Regions from separate parts of the Homo sapiens genome. Here region 2 is linked to region 1. Evidence: chromatin contacts called from ENCODE Hi-C data. All regions are on one chromosome and are shown on one strand. Each heading gives the region's core, a stretch centred on a gene start or an enhancer-like site at or near the end of the contact. The rest is flanking DNA. Distances are from core to core; before and after follow the strand shown. Region 1 overlaps LOC124904212 (a long non-coding RNA gene). Region 2 holds the start of LINC01773 (long intergenic non-protein coding RNA 1773).

Region 1 (6,711 bases), core at 2,956-5,455:
TCCCAAACTGGAATGCTTTGTAGGAGCAAACACAAAACATTTATGAAGGGATATATCCTCAACAAGCTGAATATGATTCTCACAGATAAATCTCTATTCAAAATGAGCTAATAATTCAGAATTTACAGAACACACTAGAAAACAATTCTCTGTGCAGGGCGCGGTGGCTCACGCCTGTAATCCCAACACTTTGAGAGGCCGAGGCTGGCAGATCACCTGAGGTCAGGAGTTCGAGACCAGCCTGACCTACATGGAAAAACCCCGTCTCTACTAAAAATACAAAATTAGCCGGGCGTGGTGGTGCATGCCTGTAATCCCAGCTACTCGGGAGACTGAGGCAGGAGAATCACTTGAACCCAGGGGGCGGAGGTTGCGGTAAGCCAAGATCGCACCATTGCACTCCAGCCTGGGCAACAAGAGCAAAACTCTGTCTCAGAAAAAAAAGAAAAGAATTCTCTGTAAACAAGAGTCATCACACACAGGAAATGGGATTATGCGCATCCTACCCTCACATAAGAAGTCTAGATACTATAAAATAATTATGTTTTAAAGTATTAAATACCTTTAAAGGCAATGAGAGAATGATTTTTAAAGGTAGTATAAAAAGACTAGTCAGCTATTGAAATAGAGAAAATAAAAATTTTAAATAATCATTGAAAATATAAAACTAACAATCTTTTTTTTTTTTTTTTGAGATGGAGTCTCTCTCTGTCACCCAGGTTGGAGTCCAGTGGTTCAATCTCGGCTCACTGCAAGCTCTGCCTCCCAGGTTTACGCCATTCTCCTGCCACAGCCTCCCGAATAGCTGGGACTACAGGTGCATGACACAAGGCCTGACTAATTTTTTGTAATTTTAGTAGAGATGGGGTTTCACTGTGTTAGCCAGGATGGTCTGGATCTCCCAACCTCGTGATCCGCCCGCCTCAGCCTCCCAAAGTGCTGGGATTACAGGTGTGAGCCTGGCCAACAATCTTTTTAAAGTACATATGAAATCTAGCTAAAGGAAGAATTAGGAAACAGGAAGATGGATCTCTAAAAATTACCCCTATAATGTAGCACAGAATGATAAAGAAAAGGATAACATGTAAGAGAACTATTTCAAAGGAATCCAGAAGAAGAGAACAGAGAAAATGGAGAATACACAATTAAAATGGTAATTGAGAAATTGTTCCAAAACTGATATGAACATGAATCATCAGATTCAAATAGTAAAAGTAGCCTCAACATGATAAGTACAATTGAATCCACACCTAGACATATCATAATGAAACTTCAGAACACCAACATAAAAAACAAGTTTCTTTAAAGCGCCAGAAAGAAGGAAAAATCATTTGAAAGAATAATATTATACTGACTGCAGACAGCAGAATTATCGTAGCAACAATAAAAGTCAAGAGAGTGGAATAGTACCTTCAGTAAGTTGAAGCCACATAGCTGTCAACTAGAATTATATGTTGTTGTAATCACCCCACAGCAATGAATGGGCTCCCCACGTGAAACTTTGTTCAGATATCATGACTGATGGTACCATACACACATACCAAGAGAGTATGAACATTTTTATTAATCATGGATTGAAGATTCCTGGGGAGAACAGATTCCCAAGCAGGTCTGAAAATGGTTGGGAGAGCAGAGAATGGAGACTGTCTTGGGTTTATGATGGTTAGGTAGTTAGAGGTGAAAGTGAAGTTTCCCTTCATGATCCAGGGCTTGCATGGTTTAATCTTTCTGACACCAACAAAGGAGGGTACCTAAGAAACCAGGTAAAGGTATATTGCATTCCTTCCAAAGTGAAGGCAAATTGAAATTTGAGAGACTATTGAAATAGGCTCAGAACAGATGTAGACAAATATGTGACTGAAAAGTACATACCAGTTGCTGATTGTTTGGTGTTTATCTTCTCATGGAGAAAGGAAGGCTGTGTGCATACAAGTGACATCTGCTGCTTGTTTCAAGTCCTAGAATTGTATGACTACCTTAGCTTCATGTGGGCCTAGTGCCTCATTCTGTTGGTCCTGTTCTTTGATTATACAGGCTGTTCACCTCAGGTACAGGTACACATCTATTGCTCTATTGCTTCCTCCAAAGCAAAATGCCCTTGATATTAAGTTCACAGAGCCTGAGGCTTTTGTCCAGATTTTACTGATTTCTCCAATTTCTGCCTAGTAGTAAAGTCTTTGCCCTTAGACTAAGCCAGCTTTGTCCACTAGAGATATGATATGAGCCATATGCGTCATTTAAAATTTTCTAGTAGCTACATTTAAAAATAAATTAACAGAGCTAGGTGAAACTAATAATACAGTGTATTTACTCCAACACATCCAAAATAATATGAAATGTTATTAAGATATTTTGCATTCATATTTTCTAAGTCTTCAAAATTTAGAATGTACTTTATTTACACTTACAGAATATCTCAGTTAAGCGTTCATTAAAAGTGCTTGATCTGTGTTTAGATTTTATAAAATTTACAGTTGAAAAATTAGATGCACATACCTAAGTTATTTCAAATGTACAAAAACAGTTTCCAAAAGCTGAATTGAGGGTCAATTTTAAAATTTAAATTTAAAGTAATTTAAGTTAAATTAAAAAGTTAGTTTCTCAGTCTCCCTAGCCACATTTTAAGTGCTTGGTAGCTACAAGTGGGCTAGCAGCTACTGCACTGGGCAGCACAGACTATCGTGAAATGCAGGCCCTCATCTCAAAGCCTCCTTTCTGCTTGCATGTTACATCTTGAATTAGAAAGATGGGACTGCACCTCACTTCCTGAAAATAACACTCATATACCTTAAACTGACATTCAAAACTCTTAGTAACATCTTGAAGGCATTGAAACAGCCAAGGATCTACAACTTCCTAATTAAACTAGCTAAAATTAATTTTTCCTTATTTTGTTATCCCAAAGAACTTCTTCTTACCTCTGTTTTAGGCTTTATTCCAATAGGCTCATAGTATTTTTTACTGTATCCTTGGTGAATCGCCATGTCATAATCCTAAAGAACATGATTCCTAAGTTTAGAAAAATCTAGGTTTGATCCCCCGAATGCCCATCTATTGGCTTGGGCAGTTATGTCTTCTGAGCCTAACATTCCTTATTTACAAAGTGGGAATAATACTTACTTAATAATATGATGTAGTGAGGATTATAAGTGATACAGCCTATAAAGTGCTTTACTTTGTGTCAGAGTTTGTCACCAAAAAAATTACAAAAATAATGTTAGCAAATATTTATTGATCTGTTTCTCACTAAAATTTAAGTCTTTAAAGGTGAGGGTCATTGATCTGCTTGCTAAAGGGACATCACCTAGCACTGTGCTGTGCATATGGCCGTATATACAGCTCAGTCAATGGTTGAGTTTAAATTCAAACTGACTGCTACCACTGACTGGATTCAGACTTCACCCTGCTTCGCATGCCCTCCTTATCTCCATTTGTATATCTCTTCCAGTTGCTTTGCCTCTTTGTCTTCTTGGTCTCAATAGTCACTAAAGTTTCAAGCAACAGGTGAGAAAAATAAAATTAAAAAGCCCTTTTTCATAAGGCAAAACAGTCATGGAATATAAAGGAAATTTAATTTTAGAACTGCATTAGAATAAAGTTGGTTAGGTATAAACCCTTAACTCCTAGAAACGTATTCAGAGCAACAGGCATCTCCGCCAGCTCCCTGGGACCGGGCTACAGTGGAGTTGTGTCATAGTGCAAAAGTAGTGAACTGCTGATAAAAAGCATTAACCTCCATCAGAGTGGCTGCCATTAACTGATGAAATCAATTAAGCCAGCAGCACTACCTGCTGAAAACTGATCTAGCAGAGGAACGGATGGCAGGGTAGAACAGATGAAATGAAAAAATAGTGGGCTGGGTTTTCTTCTTGCTCTGTTTTTAGAAATGTTAAGTTCCGTCAGTGTGTTTTTTTGCACTGCTTTGAAGAACTCTTTCCCCGGCGACTCCCCCCCTGCTTGGCCTCATTCCTTAAACTCACTAAGTTATTACAGTTAATACCGTGGTTAATGGTTTCTGGAAAGACGATATCTATCAGCATCTGAGTGTACACATTTTGGCCTAAATACTGAGAAATCGTAGGTATGTAATACAAAGCCTGGGTGTGCCTGCCTGTAGAAAGTAGCTCATTAGGATTAATCTTTTATGGAGTGACTAATGCAAAGGGAACGAGGCCTTTTCCTCCCCAACTCGGCAGAGGTTTTGTCCAAACTTTCAAACAGGTTTCTTTGGAATACAGCTGGTCACTACTGAAGACTTTGCTCAAACATATGGAACTTTAAAACCTTGATTTTTTTTTTAACTTTTGTATACTGTAGCAATTCCCTGAAAATCAAATGGCAGAACCTAAACGGAAGACTCACTGCCAAAACGCATGCCCAGTTGGGGAAAAGTGTGTGGGGAATCATCCAGCACACTTCGAGAGCTTCGAGTACAGCCTGGTAGAACTCTGTATTACCTTCTGTTCTGATTCCTGAGCTCTGCCAGACTTTTGTTTGAAAAAGCATCTTTATGCAGCAGTACATTTGTTACGTTGTATCTGAGAATACTTTCCACCTTGGCTCCTGCTTTTAACGAGTAAAATGACTTCTTCTCTTGCTACAAAGACCAAAAGGACACAAGGTACAAGGCAGAGCTTCTCAGCAGAGATATATGTTTTTTTCTGCCAAAATTAGTATAAGACAATAAGTTGTCTGTAAAGGTCCGGTAGTCAGATAAAGGAGTCAAGTTCCTTTTCAGGGTAATGTAATTGTTAGTCCTCATAAAAAAAAGTGTTGTGTGGTGGGGGGAGTTGCGGCTTTATCAATAAAAGCATACAGAGCTGAATATCTACATAAAGAAATGTTCAGTATAATTTATGGCATTTCATCATGTCGAACTGCATTTCAAGTAATTCACCCTGGCAGTTTTATTCTCAAAATGGAAATCTTAGTATTTTCCTTGCCTTCATCAAATAAAGAGTTCGTGTTCAACTGTAGTCCGTATACTTGATAATTTGTCTGGCTGGGTAAGGTTATTAGCAATTTAAGAAGTAAACCCATTTGGATTTTCAGAGTTAACAGAAATAGGAGATTGCTATGATGATCTCTTAAAAATTACAATGTAACACACAAAAGTGAGATTTAAGTAACAAGATTTTCCATACACCAATAACACCAGGGAAATTCAAACTCAAACTCCCTCGTTTAATTTCCAGGGATTAAGGGGTTGGTATTGAAGTCAATGAAAGATACATTTTACAAAACTGTTAATTCAATTCAGAAAAGCAGACCAAAGGCCCACTATCTTTAGAGTTTCTTTGGTTGAAATGCAACTTGATCAACTGGGTGGAAGATATTTCTAATTCTCTAAACTGGTCAGAACAAAGTAGAGGACAGTGGTCCCAGCCAGAGGATCCTGAGGGTCTCCTATGATAAACTGTTAGACTTGCAAGGGCATTTAGAGATTATTTAGCCCAAACCTATAGCTTGGTAAATGAGGAAATTGAAGCCTAGAGAGTAAATGACTTAGCTAACATCATTCAACTGGTCGGTATAGGTGTTCACTCACTTGCCTTTCAAATAGAGATCTTTTTAACTCCCTCATCAAATTCTTTCAGGAATTATTGATTTTCTTAGTTGGTTTCTTTTGATTTTATATTTTATCATGGAGATGATATTAATTCCAGGATAAAATACTGATATAAGGAATTTTCAAAATTGTTGCTCATTATTTTCTAATTTTCATTTAGCCTCTTGCAACATTGCAAACAAAGTTGATAACATTTTACCTTTAGATTCACCTTTTCAATTTACAAAACACTTAATGTCTAAGACTTGCCAATGATATAAGCTATTTACTATTTAACACATTTATAGATAAGGTGTAGAGCATTGGCAAGGTTAAATGACTTTGCTAAGGTCACACAACCAGACATTAGCGAAGCCAGACCTTGAACCCAGCATTTTTTACTGTTTACACCATGTTAGTTGTGAATGTATAACTAAGGCAAAGGGATCACCTCATAAAGTTCTTACTGATGAGGGACTGAATTGTTTATTTGCTATTTCACTGTAAGAAGCTTCGCTTAATGGATAAAAGCATAAGATTTAGACTCAAACCAGAAATCCACCTCTACTTTATAGTAGTATGGGGACATTGGTTAAGTGATCTCTTTTATTCACAATCGTCTCATCTGCTTAATGGTGATAATAATAAATGTAGGTTTTTCTGGAACAATTAAATGGCTAATGCATTTGAGAAAAAGCATGTATTTCATTGTTTGGCATAAAATAAACACTATATATTTTTAGTAACTGTTACTATGCTATTATTCTAAGCTATACTATCAGCAAGATGTAAGTAATGCTCCTATTTCATCATAAATATATAAATACTTATGTTTTTATGTATAGATTGTTATGCTTACATAGGTTTCAGTGCACTTTGTTAGTAATTATTCTTCATATCTTTCAGAATGCAAACTTCTTAAGGTCAAAGACATGTGTTTTATCTTTGATATAGAATATTTTCAATGACAAGATATGTTCATCTTTATATCCCCAAAACCTATCATGTTTTTGAAAGACAGTAAGTGTTAATAAACAGTTATTAGTGTTGAAATAGAGTTTTGTATTGACTTTGAAAATAATCCTTACTCTGGGTTGGTTGGCTGATTGGCTTGTTTATTTATTTAGCTCATGAGATGAGAGGGGTAGACATTTACTCTTCTA
Region 2 (6,120 bases), core at 3,167-5,666, 100 kb before region 1:
TTGAGCCCAGGAGTTCGAGGCCAGCCTGGGCAACATAGGGAAACCTAGTCTCTAAAAAATATAATACATTTTTTAAAAAATGATGAATGGATAAACAAAATGTGGCATATCCACACAATGGAATATTATTCAGTTATAAAAAAAGAATGCCGTGCTGATACCTGCTACGATGTGAATGAACCTTCTTTGCCGAGATAATGTTGGACTAAATTGATAGGTGAAGAGTGAGAGGTTATAAAATATAATAAAACATTGTGAAGTATGCAGGGATTTCATTAGTGAAAGAAGTTGAACAGGTGGTAGAGCAAGAGGACCAGGTCTATGAGATTAGTTGTAGACAGTTCTCTTTATTATTTAATAAGCACTCACTATTGTCATTTAATTCTCATAATATTCCTATGAAGTAGATATTAGTATTAATTTCCATTTTCTAGATAAGGAAAGCTAGGCATAAACAAGTTAAGTAACTTGCCCAAGGTCACACAGTATGTGATATGGTTAGGATTTGAACCCAAACTCTCTAGCTCCAGGGTCTATGAGTTTTTGTTTTTGTTTTTGTTTTTGTTTTTTGAGACAAAGTCTCACTCTTGTCGCCCAGGCTGGAGTGCAATGGCACGATCACAGCTCACTGCAACCTCTGCCTCCCGAGTTCAAGCAATTCTCCTGCTTCAGCCTCCCGAGTAGCTGGGATTCGAGATGCCTGCCACCATGCCCAGCTAATTTTTGTATTTTTAGTAGAGGCAGGGTTTCACCATGTTGGCCAGGCTGGTCTTGAACTCAGGCGATCCGCCTGCCTCGGCCTCCCAAAGTGCTGGGATTACAGGTGTGAGCCACTGTGCCCAGCCCAGGGTTTGTGTTTTTAATCACTGCACTAAGATATCTACTGTATACTGTTAAAGAAATGAAAATTAGATTACAAAAACAACAGATTATTATGATTTCATATGCATCTGTGTATCTCAAAGTGGTGTTACTTAACACCTCTTTTATTGCCTTTGACATGTCTTTCAGTTTTTCTGAGAACTTTGTGGCTATATTCTGTCTGTACTGGAATAGATTCCTCACATTTTCCTCCTTTGACTTACTCATTCAAAGCAACAAGCAGTCAATCTTACTCGACTTCTTCAATTTACAAATATTTGTGGGGGGTACTTTCTATGTGCCCCAGTTCCAAGCTTGGTGTTTTTCAGATGAGACCATGTTTAAGAAATAGTTTCCTGCTGGTCATGAGCCTATAGGCTAGTGGGAGAGATGAAAACAAAATATGATAAACTGAACGCTATGCTTGCAACATAAGAAAGCGCTGTGGGAGCAGTGGTGGAGAGGCTGGGAATAAGCTTTAGAAGTGGAGACATGGGCTTCCTGGCCCTGTTCTGAAGCTGACCCATGCACCAGTCATGCTATAAACTAACACTGGGGACAATCTGTACATGGGGGGCTCTGAGGTCCCTTGGTCACTCTGGGGCCCCTGGTCATGGAGACTCTGCCTCTCCCCTCTCCAGAGACAATCCCCCAAGAATATCTCCTTTTAGATCAACATCCTCAGACAGGATCTAAAAATAAATAGGTCCACCACAGGGAGAATATATAGGGTGGTTTTCATCTAAGTTTATTAATCATTTGCTAGCTCCCAGTTAAGAATCAGACTTGCCCTTTTTAGAATCTTTTATTTTCAAGTTCTCTTTGGATACTAATCACGTTCTTCTTTTCTCCTACCCAACCCCGTTGTCCTTTACTTTACCAGATGCATATTCAGTCTTTCTAATCCATCCTTCCAAGTCAGTGCCTTCAGACTGATGATCAATTGTTTGCACTTCTTTGAACTCCCATTAATTTATCTTTATCAGGTGGGTATGAAGGTGTTGGGGAATAAAAGCAAAAGTAGAGGTGTGGTGTCACCAATGTCTCTTGTCTCACATATACCCTGCAATGACACCCATATGTATGATTAAAAGGGCTTTAAATGAATAGGGAGGAATGGAGGCTGTCTTTTGTACCAAGTTCATTCTGATTTACAAGCTATTATTAAAACTAGTGTTAAACATCTCTGTGCTGTCCAGTGCATTAGAACTAAACCAAGTTCTATCAATGAAAGATGCTCTTATTTCTCTAACCCTTTAGTTTATTTTTCAACTACAAACATAATCCATACCCACTGCAGTATAATTTAAATATACAGAAGGAGTAAAACAAATCCAGTCTTCCCCTCCTTCCTTCTCCTAAACTGAACAGTTTGGTGTATATCTTTCACACTTTCTTCCATGTATTTACAAGTTTTCAGAACCTGGAATTACACCAACCACAGCACTCTGCAACTAACTCTCTTCACCTAACATCAAATCATAGGCTTTCTTCTATGGCAGTACAGATAGGTACACCTTTTGCTTTCCAGCAGCTACATGTTTTTCCATTCTATCGGGCCTACTATAATTTATGGCATTATCTGATTCATATTTATTTGCAGATACATTGTGGTGAAAACTGAGGATTATAAGTAGAAAACTGTTTAAAATTTTTAAATCTTTTCTTTGTATTATTGCTGTTGTCACTAAGATGAATTTTTCTTTTTCTTTTTGTCAGCATTGATCCATCTCTTTCATGTGTTAGTTTTCCTCAACTTTCTAGTTTTCCTTGGTTGTGAGATTAGTCTCATAAGTGAGTTACCGCTAGTTAGTATAGGTAGCTGGTGTAAGTTTCCTTTTAGATTTGTAGAGATCCATTTCCCAGTAGCCTTCATCGTTAAGAGTGAGGGTTGGCCATGAGCCTTGGATTAGAAGGCAAGGAGTGTTAGACAAAGGAAGCCACTACAATTCCCTAAATAAGGAGGACTTACCATGTGGATGGAGAGTTCAATGTGCTTGTTTAATTGCTGGGCAGATGTGGCTCTCCTTCTGCCCACCCCACCCCCACCTTGCCATGTCTGTTATAAAGGTCAACTAAAGTGTCAAGCTTCACTGTACTTCTTACACCTCCCTACACACCTACTCTGTGCTCGCAAACCCTAAAGAGATCATACATTACATAGTGAGCTGTTCTCTTTCTTCCTGCAGTCAGAAAGCCACTGCCCTCTGTGCTCTCCATAGCAGAGAAAGTGGTATGAATGAGGCACAATTTGCTCAGTTATTCTAAATCTTTCCTTCAGTTAATTCCCCTGCTGTTTACCCTATTACAAATAAGGATTTTTAAGCCTGTTAATAAGAAGAAAATTCAATCAACAATATGTTGCCAGTTTTTACTTTTCAAGTTGACAAGAACAAAGATAAAATATGTAATGCTGACAAAAATGTAGGAAAATGAGCTTCTGCATCGAGTTTTTTGGAGAGTACACCGTGATGTGGAACATTTTTTTTCCTGGACAGTATGTTGGCATTATTTAATAATATTTTGTTGCATGAACTCTTTGGTTCTGAAACTTCACTTTTAGGAATTTCACTTACCAAAATATTTACACAAGTGCACAAATATAAATGTTCAATGATCATTATAGCTGCATTGTTTGTATTGAAAAATAGAAACAACTTAAACATCCACTATAGTAGGCCAAACAATGGCCCCCAGAGTTATTAGGTTCTAATTCCTGGAATCTGTGCATTTTACTTTCTATGGAGAAAAAAAAGGACGTTGTAGAAATAATTTCAGGATCTTGAGATGGGGAGATGACTTTGAATTATCTAAGTGGGACCTAAATGTAATCACAAGTATCCCTATAAGAAAAAGGCAAAGGGGGATTTGACACACGCAGTGGGAAGCTGGGACAGATAGATCTTTGAAGATGCTGACCTTGAAGACCGGACTGATGTAGCCACAAGCTGAGGAATGCTGACAGACATCAAAAGCTGGAAGAGGCAAGAAATGATTTCTTCCACAGAGCCTCTGGAGGAAGCATGGCTCTGCTGACACCTGGATTTCTGACCAGTAATACTGATTTGAGACTTCTGGCCTCCAGAACTGTGAAAGAATATATTTCTGTTGTTTTAAGGCATCTAATTTGTGCTAGTTTGTTATAGTCACCAAGCAAATACACTCATCAAAGGGAAATGGTTATGTAGATTATGTTGTGTTCACATATGGGAACTTAATAATGACAAAATATGGTATGTCTCTATATTTACATAGAAAATGTTCTCAGATACAATTTTCAGTTACATCATATTTATACCATAATCCCATTTATATAGAAGAGAAAAGTAAACCTATATGTGTGTACATATATGTAGGTAGGTACTTGTCTGGATATTATTTTCAAATGTGAGTGTAGTAGTTACCTACAGGAAAGGTGTAAGTTACAGGGAAAAGGAAGGAAAATTTTCACAGTATTGTATTATTTATGTATTTTGCAACATGCATATATTTCTATATTATATGTATCATATTTTTAAGGGAAAAATGTGGTAGGAGTTTTCCCCAAACTACATTTTTATAGACCCCAAATATCTACTTTCTTCGAATACTTACTCAATGTTTGTCTCCTTCACTAGACTTAAAGTTCCTTGAGAGTAAGAGCCTCACCTGTCTTGTTCCCTTTTGTCTACAGCACCTAATTCATTGCTGTCACATATTATACTCTCAAAAAATTTGTGTGAAATGAATGATGGGCTGTAACATCTATCAGCAGCAGCCAAAGGTGAGCATCCCCATGAACTGACAGCAAAGGCAGTCAGTACCTTAAGAAATGACAGCACCTGCCTTGTTTCTTCAGGGCTTCACCATCAAGAATATGACAGCAGCAGCAGCTTAAGCAGGAAAATACACCCAAATGTCTCACCTCTGTTTCCATCAGATAACTAGCTCACTGTCATAAGCGTGGAATATCCTGAGAGGGACCCAGCTGATGTGGCTCTGATTGCAACGTCGAGGATAGTCTTCTCCTTCAGAAGCAATATGGTGAATCAACGCTTGCAGACACAGGGCAAACCCAGAATGCTATTTGTACAAACAAGTATGGCTCCTCTCCTGCGGAAGTTTCCAGTGCAGATGCCAATGTCTTTGCCATCCATTTGCCCTTAAGGAAAAGGGCTTGCTGAACTCAGGCAAAGTAGGGAATTGAGCCTGTTGACTGCCTTGGATGCTTAGTGTCCCATATTCCCTGTGGCTAGCCTGGGCAGAGTCTGTGAGGGATTAGAGCATGAAGGCTATAGTGCATAATGAGTTTAAGGAAAAATTAGCCTGAAAAAAATCACTTAGCTCCAAATGTCTAGTGATATTTATAGACGTTGTGGGTTAAATTTCACTTCACTGACTTTGTCCTTTACATTGACAAGCTAGATAAGATGATATCGTTTTAAATAATCATTTGCGTTTAGGTATTTCTCTGGCAGTTTTGTATTACAGTTTAAAAATAGACTAGCCTATGTCTATGGCTCATGTTGGCTATGGTATTTTGAACTTGATTTCTGAGGCTGCTGACAGCTTTTGAAAGATTTAACAACTGGCAGCAAGAAAAACTTCCATAGAATCTCTTCTCTGAAATTTTTTCTGCTGGAAAAAAGGGCATCACTTAGCAGGTAATATATTGCAATGAAAATATGGTTATGAAATAATGGCTCATTAATATGATAAACCATAACATAACCTTTTCTATTAAATGTAAAAAGAAATTTCTTGAAATGAAGGCATTTTCCTTCCTGTGGCATATTTTTCCATAGTTGTTGATTTGGAAGAATTTTTTAAAATTATTATTCAAAACAGTCATTTTGATTTGCACAGGAGATAACAGTTGTTCATGACATTTTTATTTCTGCATAAACAGATTTCCATTCTGGCGAAGGTTAATACAGTAGGAATTTGTTTTTACTTTTGGATATACCGTGATACACTAGAGCACTTTGTTTTGTATGGAACCACTAATTTATCCTTTATGCCTTTACGATCTTGTCAGTGCCGCATGTCTCCCTTAGTTTTTCTAATCTAAAATAATCCCAGTGAAATCCTTTGATTGTCTGTTTGGACCTGCTCCATTCCTAAAGCAGGAATGTAATGGGCTTTATGGCACTTACTTGGGAGTAATTTATCCAGCAGAGTGACTATAGATACTTGTTTTAATAAGAATATGCTTTATGGTAAGTGGGTACTGCTATTTAATTAGCCAAAGGGAAAGTAGTTCATGATACAATCTGTCCC

What was found. Hi-C counts contacts between places; a loop is a spot of excess contacts on that map. Pooled maps may share reads with other maps.
Region 2: a map of Caco-2 shows a loop between it and region 1 (2.7-fold over the local background). The contact joins the promoter of LINC01773 here to the enhancer-like site in region 1. A Hi-C loop is called at or near these places in 1 of 168 maps with a recorded cell type or tissue (Caco-2) and 1 of 50 pooled maps.

What each region holds. Positions count from the first base shown.
Region 1 is chr1:87,803,550-87,810,260 of GRCh38, reverse strand. LOC124904212 (a long non-coding RNA gene) reads left to right here. Exons shown (of 2, transcript XR_007066209.1): 2 at 696-6,601. Among named protein-coding and RNA genes, the nearest start is that of LINC01773, 100 kb to the left of the region's middle. Within about 2 kb of position 4,205, at least 6 of the 41 ENCODE cell types and tissues checked have a DNase peak (open chromatin) inside an H3K27ac peak, as active enhancers do.
Region 2 is chr1:87,904,824-87,910,943 of GRCh38, reverse strand. LINC01773 (long intergenic non-protein coding RNA 1773) reads left to right here and starts at 4,416. Exons shown (of 3, transcript XR_001737677.2): 1 at 4,416-5,504.